Regions from separate parts of the Mus musculus genome. Here all the other regions are linked to region 1. A link is a loop called in an ENCODE intact Hi-C map of the cell type or tissue named here. Cell type or tissue: left cerebral cortex. All regions are shown on one strand. Each heading gives the region's core, and the rest is flanking DNA. Links, peaks and the distances in the headings are about the cores only. Region 1 holds the start of Gm52511 (a long non-coding RNA gene). Region 2 overlaps Fmnl2 (formin-like 2). Region 3 has its middle 15 kb from the start of Stam2.

The links. Peaks named below come from ENCODE experiments on the same cell type or tissue, not always from the same donor. Only the 100,000 strongest peaks of a DNase experiment are listed, where the experiment ranks them.
Region 2: a loop joins it to region 1, with 4 times the contacts of the local background. A loop is called at or near these places in 14 of 42 quality-filtered maps.
Region 3: a loop joins it to region 1, with 3 times the contacts of the local background. A loop is called at or near these places in 12 of 42 quality-filtered maps.

What each region holds. Positions count from the first base shown.
Region 1 is chr2:53,004,282-53,009,833 of GRCm38, reverse strand. All of the region lies in intron 1 of Fmnl2 (formin-like 2), which reads right to left. It overlaps Gm52511 (a long non-coding RNA gene), which reads left to right and starts at 1,029. Exons shown (of 3, transcript XR_003953831.1): 1 at 1,029-1,177; 2 at 1,954-2,113; 3 at 3,108-5,552. In left cerebral cortex, for the core only: CTCF peaks have their summits at 2,429 (motif pointing left) and 4,250 (motif pointing left); DNase peaks (open chromatin) are centred at 1,199, 2,486 and 4,625.
Region 2 is chr2:53,081,132-53,086,683 of GRCm38, reverse strand. The region is part of intron 9 of Fmnl2 (formin-like 2); the gene reads right to left. Among named protein-coding and RNA genes, the nearest start is that of Gm52511, 75 kb to the right of the region's middle. In left cerebral cortex, for the core only: CTCF peaks have their summits at 857 (motif pointing right) and 3,246 (motif pointing right); DNase peaks (open chromatin) are centred at 870 and 3,292.
Region 3 is chr2:52,754,488-52,760,039 of GRCm38, reverse strand. No RefSeq gene overlaps it. Among named protein-coding and RNA genes, the nearest start is that of Stam2, 15 kb to the right of the region's middle. In left cerebral cortex, for the core only: CTCF peaks have their summits at 1,213 (motif pointing left) and 3,164 (motif pointing left); DNase peaks (open chromatin) are centred at 1,229 and 3,157.

The sequences.
Region 1 (5,552 bases), core at 325-5,324:
TATGTGGAGTTACAATTGCAGATTAATATTGCATGTAACACAGAGTGCAGTGAAGGTACCCAGGTGCATTCAGAAACAAATCAAATCATGCTGGGAAATACAGGATTTTCTGACCCCACACTCGTCCTGGGTACTTAGTAAAACTGGAACCCTGTAAAATATCCTCCTTTTCTCTCATACCCTCAGGGCTCCAAGTGAGAAACCTACAAGGCAATGTTGAAGGTGAGCAGTAGCATAGCACACTCTGCTTCATATTATCTAAGACAGTGGTGACCTCATCATCTCACGAAGGGAGCTCACGGTTACTAAGCGACAGGATTCTCTAATGGGAAATGTTCCATAGTGACCACTTAGAAGATAGAGAAGATGTGGGCTTTGTAAGTCATGCGGGAGAAAGGAAGGTGTGAACAAGACACATAGTTTATATAAACCCCAGAGCTCTCAGGTTAACAGGAAAATCACTTTCTAGGAACCTAGCAAAGGAACATTTTTAACTTTGTTGTTGTTGTTGAGGCCTGAAAGATACATAGGATAAAAATGCTTTCTGTACGAGCATGAGGGCCAGACGTCACCTCCCAGGTATCACATAAAAAGCCAAGCATAGCTGTCAATGGCTGTAACCCAAGCACTGAAGAACTGAGACAAACAGATCCAAGGAGATCCATAGCCACACATCACAGCCAAAAAGGCAAGCTCTGGTTCACTGAGAGACCCTTCTCAATGCAATAAGACAAAGAGCAATAGAGGAAGGCAACCAATGTTCTCCTTGGGCCTTTGCTTGTGAGTGTATAGGCATCTCTCTCTCTCTCTCTCTCTCTCTCTCTCTCTCTCACACACACACACACACACACACACACACACACATACCCCACACACACCCCACCCACAGAACACATATCACTTTGCACAACTAACCACAAACAAAAGTAATTTAGTTGTGGTTGAAAAGTAATTTGCTCTCCTAGCCAATTCCATGTTCCATGTAACTATAGTTACCTTGAACAACAAATCTTCAGAGCTTTCATCTTTGAAAAATGAAAGTCTGAACCCACTAAGCAACTCCCCATTTCCCTGTCCTCAAAAATCATAGCCTTTGCTACGAAGCAAGAGAATATGATGGGCTGCAGCCTGGAGCTTAAGCATTAAGAGTGAACTTCAGGAAGCAGTTGGCAGAAGGGTAAGTGTGCAGAACCAGCCTAGCTGGCTCCTAATCCTTACGCTGATGGTGATGAGGCACACAATCTGAATAGAAAGGCATATGAATAAACAGCCTAAAATTGAAAACTCCAGTAATTCAAAACGGAACCAAGGGTAACATCCAAAACAAAGCAAGCTGCACCATTAACTGTGACAGGACACAGCTAGAAATACACGTGCATATCATTAAGTGGAAGTATTTAGATTTCTTGTTTTTTCTTTTTTCTTTTTTTTTTTTTTTTTTTTTTTTTTTTTTTTTTGGTTTTTCAAGACAGGGTTTCTCTGTATAGCCCTGGCTGTCCTGGAACTCTCTCGGTAGACCAGGCTGGCCTCAAACTCAGAAATCCATCTGCCTCTCCCTCCCAAGTGCTGGGATTAAAGGCATGTGCCACCACTGCCCAGCCAGCCAATACTTAATAAGCAACAAATCAAAGTGCAAAAGGAAAAATGAGGGACCCTCAGTGGATAGGAGAAAGGGACAAAACACTAACGCAGCAGAGCACCTCAAAATAGCACAACTTCAGAGAAAAGACGGTTTCTTTCTAGGGATGGGGCATGGTCTGTAGGGAAAATAGCAATGGGATCCAATTCCACAAAGAGTTTTTACTAACCTATAGTAACTATATAATAATATGTAATATATAAACTATAAGTAGACTCTGTCTGCAGATGTAGCCATGAATCCACCACTCTTTGATAGTGTGACCTGGGGTAAATTACTAAAACTAAACCTGTTTCTCCTCTTGTGGCATGCAGATGTTCACAGTATGGCCATGAGGGTGACAGTGGTAATGGTAAATGACGCAGAGTTGCAGAGAAAGTAATCCAGGTGATAACGCATCCAAAATAACAGCAAAGCGCATGGGAACCACACCAGACCTCATTCATACTGCTGTTCCTTTAGCCAAATGCAAAGGTAAGGGAGGAGATAAGAGCTACAACTCACAGAGGGGACTAGATGGGTAGTCTAAGATTAGTTAGTGTGAACGCCAATCGCAAGATTCACAAGTTACACGGAGCAGAGACAAGTGACGGCTGAGGAAATGAATCCACAGGAAAGGGACGCCTCCGTAGAAGTACTGAGAACACAGAGGGCTGCTCCATCTCCCCTTATTCTTTCCTCCTTGTCATTTTCCCCTGCACTGTTATTGGGAGACCAGGCAGTAAGGCAGCAGTTCTCCTGTGTTCACAAGAGAACTGCAATGGGTGACCAGCAGGGGGTTGGCTGCCAGCTCAGCACATGGCGCCCTCTTCTGTTCAACTGAAAAGCCCCGGCTTCTGCGACCTATCTTCCTGACTCCCAGGCATCCTTGATTGTTAGGGAGCTAACCTAGAGGACACTGGGAAGAGAGTCAGCTCGCTTCCCTGTGCAGGACTCAGGCAGGCAGCCAGCCAAATGGGTCCCCGGAGGGAATCACTAGGGCCAGTGGTCTTTCATTATCACTGTTGCTTTATTTAATCATTGAAGGTATTGATGTCATTCCAGGGAGCCAGAGAAGCCCATGGGAGTGTAAATAAGTCTCTCTCTAATCTGGTTCCATCTATAAAACAAAACCTGACCGGAACCTTGTCCTTTGTAGGGAACAAGACACACCTCTGACCTCCCATTCCAATCTTAGATGCAATCTGTTTTCTTTGAGAGCTTGGCTTTCCGTGAGCACTGACTGAAATACGTACCCATTCACATGTCCAGACCCAAGCTGGGCTTGCAGCTTTTATACCTGTAACCCATCCTTTTGGGAAGATGAGGCAGGAGATCACTATAAGTAATGGTAAGCCTAAACTTATTTAGTGAGTTCTAGACCAACCTGGGCTACAGAGTGAGGTCCTGTCTCAAATAAAACAAAATGGTACAGAGCTGGAAAGACAAGCTTGTGGCCCCCTAGTCCTAGCCCTGCCGTCCTTTTCAGGTGACCAGGGGAACTCATCAGGACCATGTAAATGCTTGGTAGCAGCTGACGGAGACATCATCGTTAATGCCGGACCTAGTGTGCAGATGCCAACTTTGCTGACAAAAGTGGATAACGCACTGGGAACCATGGGTGAAGCTGAATGGGAGGGCTAGTCTCCACAGAAGAATATTGCTGGCATGATGGTCACTGAGGGCACATTCCCCTCACACTGGCTCCGTCTTCCTCATTCCACCAGCTCAGGTGAGTCAATGGTCCGAAAGATGCCAAAACCACACAATCCTGCTCTGGCTATACTCCCAACTGAAATATAGGTTGCTGTCACAGTCAGGCTCGTGATGTCTGGTGCTTTGGCATGCTCTGGGGTTCACACAACCCCTTCACCTCGTTTGCAAACGGCTGTGCCAGAACTGTCTGCATGAACGCACTCACACAAGGCCACACAAGAGATGCACGAAATGCCTTCATGGGCAGCCTTTGGACAACAGGAGGCTAGACATTCACAGGCACTTTGCTTAGGAACACAGATCAAATTTAGGAAGTAGAAGTCAGAAGATCAAGAGTTCGAGGCCAGCCTCAGCTAACCAATATGTCTTAAAACACAAACACCTGAATCAAAACCCAGAGAAAGGCTTACTTTTTACATAATATCAACTTCCTATGACACAAAATTATGTTGTAAAAATATCTTGATATTTGAATATAAGTTCAAACTAACTATAAAACAAATGAGACACACTCAGGCACAATCAAACCGTAGGATCTCCTCTCTCTCACCTGATAATATACAGCAGTGTATTTTCACTGTCCCTTCCCCTAAAATCCTGGCCCTGCTCTGCCCTATTTGGAAGCTTAGGACCCTTAGTCTCCATAGCTTTGCATAGCCATGGCTTCCCTCAAAATCTTACACCTCATTACAAAGATAATCGTGGGGGAAAAAAACAGTTTAAGACTACAGTCAAGGAAGGGCATGACTTATGACACAAAAGAACAATTATGCTTTTGTCTTAAAAATAAGCACAACTGGGGCTGGAGAGATGGCTCAGTGGTTAAGAGCACCGACTGCTCTTCCGAAGATCCTGAATTCAATTCCAGCAACCACATGCTGGCTCACAACCATCTGTAATGGGATCTGGTGCCCTCTTTTGGAGTGTCTGAAGACAGCTACAGTGTACTTACGTATAATAATAAATAAATCTAAAAAAAAACAAAACCCCACATCTGCCCAACCATGGCAAATAATTAAAGCCTCCACGTTGTTAAGGCCTGAACACTGGTTCCCCGCACCCCCTCCCCCAACACTTCCTCACCCTGATCCTAAGCACTAGGAACGATGGCCTACTAGGATCTGATTGCAGGTCTCAGCAATGAAGAACTCGCACTGCTCTGCAAATGAACTCCAGTTCAGCTCCCAGCACTCACATCAGGAGGCTCAAGAGCACTCCAACTGTAGCTCCAGGAGAGGCAGCGCGCATGTGCTGGCCCATGCACAGAGTCACAATCTTAAAACAGAGAGCTTCTCCCAGAATACTTAAATAGGACCAACAGGATCATGAGAATCTATGAAAGCAAAGGACTTTGCTTACAGGCACCCGGGAGGATTTGGATAAATTGGGATACTTACTCCTACATGACCGCTAAGAATGCAAAATGGCATACCCAGTAGGAAAAATAATGTGTTCAGTCTTCAAAACGCATCCACAGCCAAAAAGAGGGGCACATGCCTGCCACCTCAACACACAGGAGGCTGAAGCAGGCTAATCATGAGTTTGAGGCCAGCCTGGAATATATAGTAGTATCTGTCTCAACAACACAAAAGGTATATACAGACTTAATGAATAACCCCACATCTCCACCCTACACACACACACACACACACACACTCCATTTAAACAGATAAATATATATCTGTTAATATATATTTGTGAAAATATATAACTAAAACAACACTAGTATTTATAAATGTAATATCCACAATAAACAAAGGATAAAACAACCCAAAGATCCAAAAGCAGATGACTGGATAAAATCTGCTTGTAGTATATGTGTGCAAAGGAATATTATTGGCCAAAAATTACATCAGACTCAGAATTGGAATCAGATTCCCTCTTCTAGTGTGCATGAAAATAGAGCATTCATATACACAAAATAAATAAATTAAAAATATATCTACATGACGTCTAAGGAGTGCCTTTATTTATTTACTTACTTACTTATTTGTTCATTTACTCATTTATGAAGTGTTGTGACAAGACAAAGTCCACCACCTTGTATTCTTGACGAGGCCATTGATGTTTGACTAGCATTTGATCTCCTTGATGGGAAGCCCCATGGAAAATTACCCAACTCTATTCTAGGAACCCAAAGTCAAGGTGCCCCAGCTAACTTATCTTGGCCTCTGTCAAACTGTTTCCTTGTACAAACATCCTCCTGCCACTGCAGAGC
Region 2 (5,552 bases), core at 406-5,405, 77 kb before region 1:
GATACGTGCATGTAAATGCCCTGTAGGGGTCCTAAAAGGGGTTGAGAGTCCTTGGAGCTGGAGTAACAGTTGTTTGTGAGCCACCCAATATGGATAGTGGGAATTGAATTAGGGTTCTCAGAGCAGCAAGCTCTCCTAAGCACCAGGCATCTCTCTAGCCTTATAAGTGGTGTCTCAAAAGTAGCGTGTTTATCAGAATACTGAGAGTCTTTGGGCATGATGCCGGAGGATGTCCTTTAGGGACTTGGTTTGCTACTCTGTGAACTTCTCCTAGGACTATTTGATCTTACCTGAGTCTCACTCTCATTAGTGAATCAAAGGCATCAGATTGTCAAATCTCTCTTTTAACTCTTGGCATTCTCTGATTTGGAAGGATTTACCCTTCTAAAATGTGTTATCAGTGTCACAGTGGCTGCTGCTGCTTCTAATTTACTGCAGGCCTGTATGATCAACAGAGCATTTGTCACCGTCTACTCGGGAGATCAGGGAGCTGTTCCCAACCCAACATAGCCTCACGCCCTACCATTATCGTCCTCCTAACACAAGCATCCTCATCAACTGCCAATCGAGTGACATCAGCCTTCCTTTGGGAAGATGTGCTGATAAACAGATGGGGAAGCAACATGTATACTGCCTGTATTTCTAACCCTCTGTTTCCAGCACCTTGACCTACACTCTCTGGCGGGGTCAGAAGGATGTGAGGCAGACTGTGTGTGTTAGATCTCTAGAACTCAGCCTTTATCGAGCATCAAAGGAACCAGTGTGCCTTTAGTGAACATTTTTTCTTTTTAATTATTCTTGTCGATTTATGGATCTACAGGAGTTTGCCTATGTGAGTAGTACCCAGGAAGGCCAGAAGAGGGCACTGAGTGCCATTAGAATTGGAGTTACACGTGGTTATGAGCTTCCATGCAGTTGCTGGAAACGGAAGCCTAAGTACTCTGCTATAAGAGCAGCAAGTGCTCTTCATCACTTAGACACTGCCCCCTCACAACCCCCGAATCCATGTGCTTTTAAAATGATGCCTGCCACTGACACCTTCATCACAATTGAAGTGCTGAGTTAGACTCTCCAGAGACAAGTGTTTTCCAAAGGCACAATTCCCTACTGGAGACTCCGCTCTTTCCTCTAGTGGGGCCACACAGTGATCCTCATTCTTCAGCAACAGTTTTTTTAGGGCAGTTACAAATAAATGATAAGTAGTGATCAGAATCCTGTAAACTCTGCTCTTCAGCTTGGTAAACATTAACCATGTTAAGACTCGGGTCCCTAAAGAGTGAGAGCTATTTGCCTGCTTTCTCCAGGGTCACTCCAGGTCCAGGAACCTCCACTAAAGATTCACTTCAGACTCTTGTCTGATGCTACCTGATGGTTTCTTTCTAAAACCATAAATGATGGAATTGGATGAATATAGGAAACATCTGAATTTCAGAATTTAGAATATAGGAGATATCTAAATTCCTGACCACATTCTCACTATCTGTAAAATGGGGAGATATTTTTCCCAATTAGCCATGGATTCTTACTTACATTGTCAGTCTCTGTTCCTGAAATTTTCTCCACCAAATCAAGTTCTTTTCTTTTCTTCTTCATTTCTTTTTTAAATAATCCAGTTCAAAAGACACCTCCTTTCTCATTGGATCACTACGAATTGCTCAGTCTACCATGAAATTTACTAGTAATTTAAGAGTCTACCTTATCTGTAGCCTTTCCTATTATGTTTGCTCTGTAATAGGAAAATATAGGAACATATATGCAAAGTGCCTGGAGTATAAGAGCATGTCCTGGGAGACTGTATACAAACCCAGAGGGAAGTGGATTAGAATGAGGGCAGGCCCACTTACACTGAGGCCTCCTCTTCACACCTTACTCACACTTGGGAATTAGCAATACGCATTAGCCTGGGGGCGTTAACTAAATATATAACCAAATGTTTGTACAGAAAACATTCTAGTATTTTCTCTACTTTAAACCATACATATAAAATTCATATACAAGACCAGATTTATTGATACTTATAATATGAGAGATGGAACAGAATCAACAACTGTGTGCATGTCTTTTTTCTAAATATTACTCTTCATTATTATGAAAGAAACCATAAAACAAAATCCTTACATATTTACTATGGACTTCACATACAAACATGTTTATGCTTTATAAATGTTTCAATTCCAACTGAAACTTAAGCTTGACTCTCAGAAAGTCAAGTTCAATAAGTACCTAGAATTTGGAGTTAAATTATAATGAGGAGTTAGAACTAACTAATATTCTGTACATTTGCAAACTGTCTCTCTTACTGTTGATCCTGGTATACATTTACTCTACTAAATCTCATTGCAGCCAGTTCTACCTTTAGCATATCAAGGAAACTAATATAGAGCACCTACCATGCCTTTTATTATCTGTCAAATGCCCCAGTCCCAATAACCATAATCACCAATAACACTACTCAACAACTCCCCAGACATTTTCATGACCTCCAAGTTTGTTTAATAGTTCTTAAGGAAAGGGTGGTAAGGACAAATAGTGAACAAAAGATAACCAGGCATCTCTAGGAACGAAAACTAGATGCATAAACTGTAAGAGATGGTCTAATTCCACAACAGAAACCAACATACACTGATATTACCAGGACGGTCATGGCCAATCTTGCCATTTGTATTTTAGGGTTTAATTGTTATTCAAACAGTATCTTTGTACAATTATACACATATTAACACACACACATATAAATATATAAAAAATGTGATTTCTCTTACCCTTCCTCCCAGTTAACATGTCTAAGCATCCCAGAATTATGGTAGAGCTAGGACTGAACCTTACCAGTTAACGTAACTCTTAGCACTAGACTCTCAAACCATTAAAAACAACTGGCAGCCTACAGTTTGGTGACACTTAAAAAAGTCTTTTATTTTCACATGATAGAAAATACCTGTTAGAATAAATTTGAAAGGCAAGGTCTCAGGACGAAAATTATATTTTCTTTTGAGGGAAGGTCTCATGTAGTCTAGGCTAGCTGAAGGCTCACTCTGAAGCTTCAAATGACTTGCTTCCATTCCCCAAGTGCTAGAATTATAGGTATGCACTGTCATATCCAGCAACAAGAAAAGGTTTGCTTTGTTTGTTTGGTTTGGTTTTACTGGTTTTTTTTTTTTTTTAGGAAACACTTCTTTTTTTAAAAAAAAAAGGTTTATTTATTATGTATACAATGTTCTGCCTGCATGTATGGCTGTACACCAGAAGAGGGCACCAGACCTCATTTTAAGCATGGTCGTGGGCCACCCCATATTTGCTAGAAATTGAACTCAGCTCCTCTGGAAGTGTGGCCAGGGCTCTTAACCTCTGAGCCATCTCTTCAGCAACAAGACAAGGGTTGTTTTAAAAATATTTATGATACAAATCAGTGTAGAATGAAGAAGTGAGGGGGTGGGCACAGAAGAAAGCAAGGTGACCCTAAAACAGATATTTAATGTGACCCTGCATAAATCTGTGCTGGACATGACTACCAAATTCTGATGAGGGGCTGAAAACCCCCATTTTTCATGTTTCCCAGAGTGGATACTACCAAAACTACAATAGCTTGGACTTTAATATCACACACACACACACACACACACACACACACACACACACACACACACACACGGCTTTGAAATCATGAAGACTGTGTGTGTTATTAGCCATGTCCCTTTTCACAATCACTCCCCACTTTCTCTTCTTGGGCTCAAGTAACCATATATGTGTGTATGTACATATACAGACACAAACATGTGTGTGTGTGTGTGTGTGTGTATAATAAACTCACACATGCCACTGTTCTCCTGCTCTTTTAAACCTCAGAACACACAAATGTCAATGAGTCAGTTCTGAAGGAAAGTTCCAGGCTTGCAGACCAGCGCCCAAGCCTATACGAGACACTGCACGTCTCCAGCAGAACTCAGCTCTCGCGGCTTCTCTCAGGGCAGTCTTTCAAGAATATAAAATGAGGACACATGTGCCAACTGCTTCCCAGTTGCCAGAGGGCATGGGTTTAGAAGGGCTATTTTTCTGTGAATAAAAATACAAAGGAGGCAACACCCTGCTTTTTAAGTGGCTGCTCCATTAAGAAAATGAACTCCTCTTTGTATAGAATCATAGTCAGGCTAGGAAGGGGTCTGCACTAAAGACAGAATGAGCAAAAGTGCCTCCATCACTGCAAGCTAGCCAGGTCACTTGGTAACTGGCTGTGCCTCTGAGTACCTTGATCCTCTCTGCTTTCTCTTCTCTCTTTAATTATTTTTCTTTTCATTCCCCCAGACACACAGAGAACGAAGGTCCTGCAGACTTTAGGGCTGGCTATCAGTGTAGGAAGAGACCAAGGATTCCGAAACATCAGTGGTGGATACTGGAACAAGCCACAGAGGCCAACTCACACCTGGCTCCATCAGAGTGATCTCATGCTGGGTCCACTGCCAAGGGGCTTTCTATTCATTTCTTTACTACTGGAGGCTGATTAAAGACCCAGTGACTGGGGAGCACAATTCTTTTGCAGCCCCCTCATGTTGAGGCTTTGGAAAATGAGGACTGAGTGTTATTAGCCACGCCCCTTTCATGAGCACTCCGCACTCTCTCTTCTCAGGCATGGGGCAACTTCACCAAAAGACAATCTTAATATGAAATGGCATTCTTAATTCTCTTTACCTGTAGGTTGGCAAATTATGTATTCCTTGCACTAGGGAATCCGTGTCCCCACCTTGGTACTGTTACCGTATGTGGTACAAGGTATTTAATGGACTTGAATAAGTAAGTGAAGGAGTTTGAGATCAGGAGATTATTTGGATTAATAGGATGATGTATCGAGGTTCCTTAAATAAAGGAAGCTAAAGAATCCGAAAATCAGGTAACAGAGAAAGAAAGAGGCAGGTACTATGAACCAAGGGATACAGAAGGAAAAAGCAAAGTGACAAGGTTTCCTCTGGACTTTGTAGAATACACATGGGTTGTTTTGTACTTTGATATGTAAAACCATAACATACAAAAACAAACAAACAAAAACACAAAGGATGTTTTAAAGTCTGTACCCATCTATTGCAGTAACTATCACCTGAGGCGGGCATAGAGGCACACCCCTATAATCACAGAACCCAGGTGGCTAAGACAAGAAATGTTAAGCTCAAGGCCAGCCTGGAATACCTAACAAGTTGGAGGCCATGTGTGAAAATTAATGATAATAATCAACAATGGTGGTGATACCTAACTGATTCTTATTTATCTTAAACTCAGGCCCCATTTGCCTCACTTTTCTTCTGCACCATCTTCCTTAAACACAGACAGACAGACAGACAGACAGACACACATACACACAAACTTGTCTTGGTCAGCTTTCCATCTTCTTGCCTAGAATCTTCCATTTACCTTTTGAGAGCCTAGAATTTCAATGGTCAAATGTATTAGCTTCTTAGAGGCTTTCCTTTTCGGGGGAGTCCTACAGTTTACTTTTGAATTTTCAGTGTTCATCAATATCCCTGACAAAGAGCTCACTTTGTATTTTCAGTGAGTAAGTATGGCTC
Region 3 (5,552 bases), core at 347-5,346, 250 kb after region 1:
TGTGAGGTCAGAAGAGAACTTTTGAGATTTGGTTGATTCCTTGCCTTCTAGGTTCTGGTGATGTAATCCAGGTTGTCAGGCTTGCAAGGCAAGCACCTTTATCCTCCGAGCCATCCCGCTGACTGGGATGTATGGGTCTATTCTCTAATAAGGGATAAGGCTGGAGTCTGTTAGTGTTCTAAATCAGTTTGAAAGGAAAGTTTCGTTTTGATTAAGTAGAAGATGTAGACTTACGATTAAATGTTAGTTTCCAAATAGTAATTAAGAAATAGATCAAAGCAGGGCGGTGGTGGCGCACGCCTTTAATCCCAGCACTCAGGAGGTGGAGGCAGGCGGATTTCTGAGTTCGAGGCCAGCCTGTTCTACAAAGTGAGTTCCAGGACAGCCAGGGCTATACAGAGAAACCCTGTCTTGGAACCCCCCCCCCCCAAAAAAAAAAACCTAAAAGAAAAAAAAGAAATGAAATAGATCAAGCCGGGCAGTGGTGGCACATGTCTTTAATCCCAGCACTCGGGAGGTGGAGGCAGGCGGATTTCTGAGTTCGAGACCAGCCTGGTCTACAGAGTGAGTTCTAGGACAGCCAGGGCTACACAGAGAAACTCTGTCTCGGAAAAAACAAAAAAGAAAGAAAGAAAGAGAGGAAGAGAGGAAGAGAAAAGAGAGAGAGAGAGAGAGAAAGGAAAGAAGGAAGGAAGGAAGGAAGATTGATTAAGGCTGAGAGCTGCACTAATTTATGTAACTTTAATGATATTCCTTTTCAGTGTTTAAGGCTCTGCCCTATCATTGGCAGTGGGGGTGTGATGTTTGCATACCATCCTGTATTATCTATGAAAATTTCACTCCATATACATAGTTAATATCTCCATATACATAAAGTTAATATCTTATATTATGGGAAACCGAGAACTCCAATCATCCTAAATTTTACAATCTGATTCTAGGAGCAGTAGAGATGGCTCAGAGGTTAAGAGCACTTTTTGCTCTGGGTTCAGTTCCCAGCACCCACATATCAGCTCACAGCTGTCTGTAATTTCAGTTGCAGAGGACCTGATACCCTTCTTGGCTACCCTGATCACCAGGCCTTCACATGTGCACACATATTCATGCAGGCAGCACACATACACATAAGATAAAAACTAAATCTTAAAAGGAAAAAAAAAAAAAGTGCTTGCTCATTTCGTGACTCGAAGGCTTTCACTGACGCCCCCTGCTGGACTTATCGAGGGCTTGGTGGCTCGCTGCTGAGATGTGTGCATGGGTTGTGTGGGCCCTCAGGAAGCACTGAAAGGCAGTCCTGATAGCAACGCAGAAGCAAGTCGGGAGGGCTGGACTGACTCGAATGATTGTTGAACGTGTTGCCAGCAGAAGTGTCAATCAGAAAGATGCCGGAGTGAACAGGGTTTTGGGAGTGAGAAGAGAGATCGGAGTTACCCAGCGTTATCAGGTAGGTCGAGCAGATACTTTGCAGAGGTATGCAGGAGACACCCACACAGGTTCCTCATTAAGTTCCAGACTCCACAGAGACCCCCAAGAAGGCAAGTGATGCCTACTGATGACATCAAAGCTCCCGGGGGAACCGTTATGTTCATAGCCATTCATTAGGCCACATTGATGTGCACATCCACGGAGTCCGACACATAAAATAGAATTATTATATCTGGCACACTGATGTACTATGGTTTGAATTTTTGATGGGTAAACAAAATTTATATCCTTTTAGGGTATTTTGCCCTTAAGATAAAAGTGAAAGGTATAAAGTAAAAAGTATACATATACCTTTTAGAAACACACACACACACACACACACACACACCATGCAGACTAGACTAGAGTTCTACACAGCCCAATGTCCCTAGTCTCAGACACTACTGAATTGGCAATTTCCCTTCATTACAAAGAACCAACTAACAAGAGTAAGAATAAAATTGTTCACTTGGGAGAATAAAGCCTAAGTTACATATGTATTAATAACATGATGGCTTAGGGGAAAAAATCACTTATGCCCGAGAAAAGGATTTTGGAATTTTGAAGTCAGTTTCGAGAACTTAAGTCTATACTTAGCACTATCAAAAAAATTACTAGGAACCAAAATGAGAAACATAATCCTACCTGATCTAAAACGACATCACAGCTCTTCCTAGGATGTTTCATGCAAAAATAGGGCTACACTAATTCTCCAAAAGGCTCAATAACAATAAAAATCTAACACAGGGAATCCAGGCTAGATGAGGGATAAATACCAGTGTTTTTTAATTTAGGTGCTGGGGGGTTAAACCCAGGGCCTCATGTGCTCTACCGCTGAACTACACTGCTTAGCCACCAACATTGAAAACATATACCTTCTTTATAAAGACTGAAAAACATGCTCTTACAAGGATGCAGGTGAACACAGATGTTGACTAAATTCTGAATTTAAAACGGTGCCTCAAAGCTAGAAGGGGAAATGCTGTTATGATCGAAAATTACCCTATAGCTTATGTAACTAAGGTTCAACATTATTTAGAGTGCTCCTTAAATCTTCAACGACGGTGTATGATAATGGTTCTTATCCATCTTTAAGGTCCCACCCCATAAACTGTTCTGCAGAGACCCATGGCCTTCCTTCTCTTTTTATTTATGTGTCTGTGTAAGTCTAGTTATTCCAGAATAGAAGCAGTATTTCGCTAGACATGGCACTAGTGTGTGCTTGGTGCAAGGCTGTGAACTCTTCATCATGGGGTTCTGGGAGTAGCAAGTGTTCTTAACCACTGAGCTATCTCCCCAGCCTCAGTTTCCTGGAGTTCTAGCACAATAGTCTTTATCACAATCGCTGACTTTCGCACATGAGATTAAGTCTAAACAAATACGTATTTTCTATATTAAAACTAAAACATTGGGCAGAAGATGATGATTGGGTGAATATTTTTTAGGAGCACAGCCCAATTCGTTGACATTCATTAGCAAAGTGACTTATTAGCAGCTACTTTTGCCACTCACTATAAATTATTTGAAATTTGTTATAGGTTGGCATATTACAATGGTGTATTACTCACCTGGTTTCGTAAGGTAGATAAAGTGATGTTGTTAATTTTGGCTAAATTAGGTCTAGCCTGAAATTTGTTTTACTGTTTCTTTGTTTTCTAGAGAAGCTGATTCTGGGGTGAGACAATGTTGCCACCCACTGGGCAGATTGTAGTATGACAGTGAACAAGACCAGTTTTAAATAAACTGTGAAGTAAAAATTAAGCTAGTCCATTTTATCGTTCTTTAATTTCACTGGCAGTAAAAACGTATTGAATTAAATCAACCAGCTCTTTCAGGAGTCCTGTGACAGGAGGTCTTTAGGACTTTAACAGTAAATTCCTTTAAAGCATAGAAAAGCCAGGCAGTGGTAGTGCGTACCTTTGCTCTAGCATTCTAGAAGCATAGGCAGGCAGAACTCTGAGTTCACGTCTAGCCTGGTCTACAGAGAGAGAGAGAGAGTTCCACTACATCCAGGGCTACACATAAAGACTGTCTTATAAAGAAAAAAGGCATAGATAAACATATGCACACATACAATTTACTGAATTTAATCGTTGCTGACTCTTTTAACAGTCACTTTTTAAAATCATTTCTGTTCATTCTTTACTTAGCTTATATTTTACAAAAACCAATTACCAAGAATTACTATTTTCTTCTTCATTGCCCATGCATCATATACTTATTTTTGTGCTTGTGAAACGGGCTCACTACATAGCTCAAGTTGACTTCAGACCTGCAATTATTACGCAGTTATTATTATCTCTGTTGAGTGCTGGGATTGTGGGTATTCGTTGGTGCCCAGCTTCAAATGGGTCTGTACCAAAATATCATTGGTCTATACTGAGACTATACCCGGACATTCCCCACACGTTCCCCTACGTTTCCTCTTCTAGTGTTTGCATATGTCACTCTCCTCATCTGAATGGAATTCCTTGAAAGCAGTCTTTTCGTCGATGTTTTCACGCCCCATCAAGCTGGGACCCCCCCACTACTAGTATTTGGCATTCAGTGGATGCTCGCTCAGTGTTTACCAAACAGTGAATTGCAGGCATGCTCTTGATGCTTTTATTCACTGTGCAGCAACAGTGAGGATAATGCGAGGCAAACGGGAGTTGTTAAACAGCCATCATCTCCGGGCTGATCCCTTCCCTTTACCCTGCTCCAGGTACACAGTGATGGGGACCGGAAGTTAAAAAGAAGGAATCTGTATCAAACTGACCTTGTGCAATGTGTCTGTCCAGAATGTGCGAAGTGCCAAGGATGGGCCACTTATAAGACACAGAAACTTCCAATAGTTCTGGAGACTGGAAGTCCTAGATCGGGGCGGCAGGACAGTCAAATTCTGGTAAGGACTCACTTCCAGGTACAGACTGGCAAATTTTTGTTATTTCCAGCAAAGAAAGAAGAAAGGGGGGAAGAAGAGGAGATGGAGGGAATGAGAGAGGAGTGAAGGAAGTGGGTCAGGCCATTCCTCCCAGCCTCTTCTTATGAGTGTGGCGCCCTTACCTAATAAGTGTGAACTCTTAAGGGCGGTCCCTTCTTGTTCTAATGTAGTAGCTTGAATGAGAGTGGTTCCCATAGGCTCCCATATTTGAACCTTTGGTCCCCAGTTGGTGGCACTGTTTGGGAAGGATTAGGGGGTGTGTCATTAGGGATGGGCTTTGAGATTTTAAAAGGCCATGCCATCCCCAGTAGCTCTCTGCCTCCTGCCTGAGGAGCCAGATGTAAACTCTGGGTTCTGCTCCAGTGCCGTGCCCCTTGGCAGCCGTGCTCCCCATCATATGTCATGGAGCCTACTACTCTCTTAGATTGTGAGCTCCACATAAAAGACATGCTTTCACTTATAAGTTGCTTTGTTCGTGGTGTCCTATAAAGTCAATAGAAAAGTAACTAAGAAATCTAATTATGGGCTGGAGAGATGGCTCAATGGCTAAGAGCACTAACTGCTCTTCCAGAAGTCCTGAGTTCAATTCCCAGTCACCACATGGTGGCTCATAACCATCTGTAATGGGATCTGATGCCCTCTTCTGGTGTGTCTGAAGACAGCTGCAGGGTACTTATATGTATAAAATCAATAGATAAATCTTTAAAATAAATAAATCAATCTTTAAAAGAAATCTAATTATTTCACAAAGGCTAGACCCTTACATGTTGCCCCCTTGAGGATTACATTTCAATGTATGGATTTTAGGGTACATAAATTATTCTAAGAACTGGGTCGATTGTTTTTCAAAGAAAGGACACAAAACTTACAAAACACACTGTTCCCAATGTTTTGCTCCTGGAAACTACGACGTATACACAAGATAGGTTTTAGAAAATATTTAACACCAAGTGGTTCATTTGTGACTGTAGGTGCAAAATATCATTCCAGGGGCTGGTGAGATGGCTCAGCAGTTAAGAGCACTGACTGCTTTTCCAGAGGTCACGAGTTCAAGTCCCATCAACCACTTGATGGCTCACAACCATCCTTAATGAGAAACAAAGAATCTATGGGACTGAGTGAATGGGGGCTGGAGCAAGAGGGGCCAAGGAGTTTCCAGGGAGAC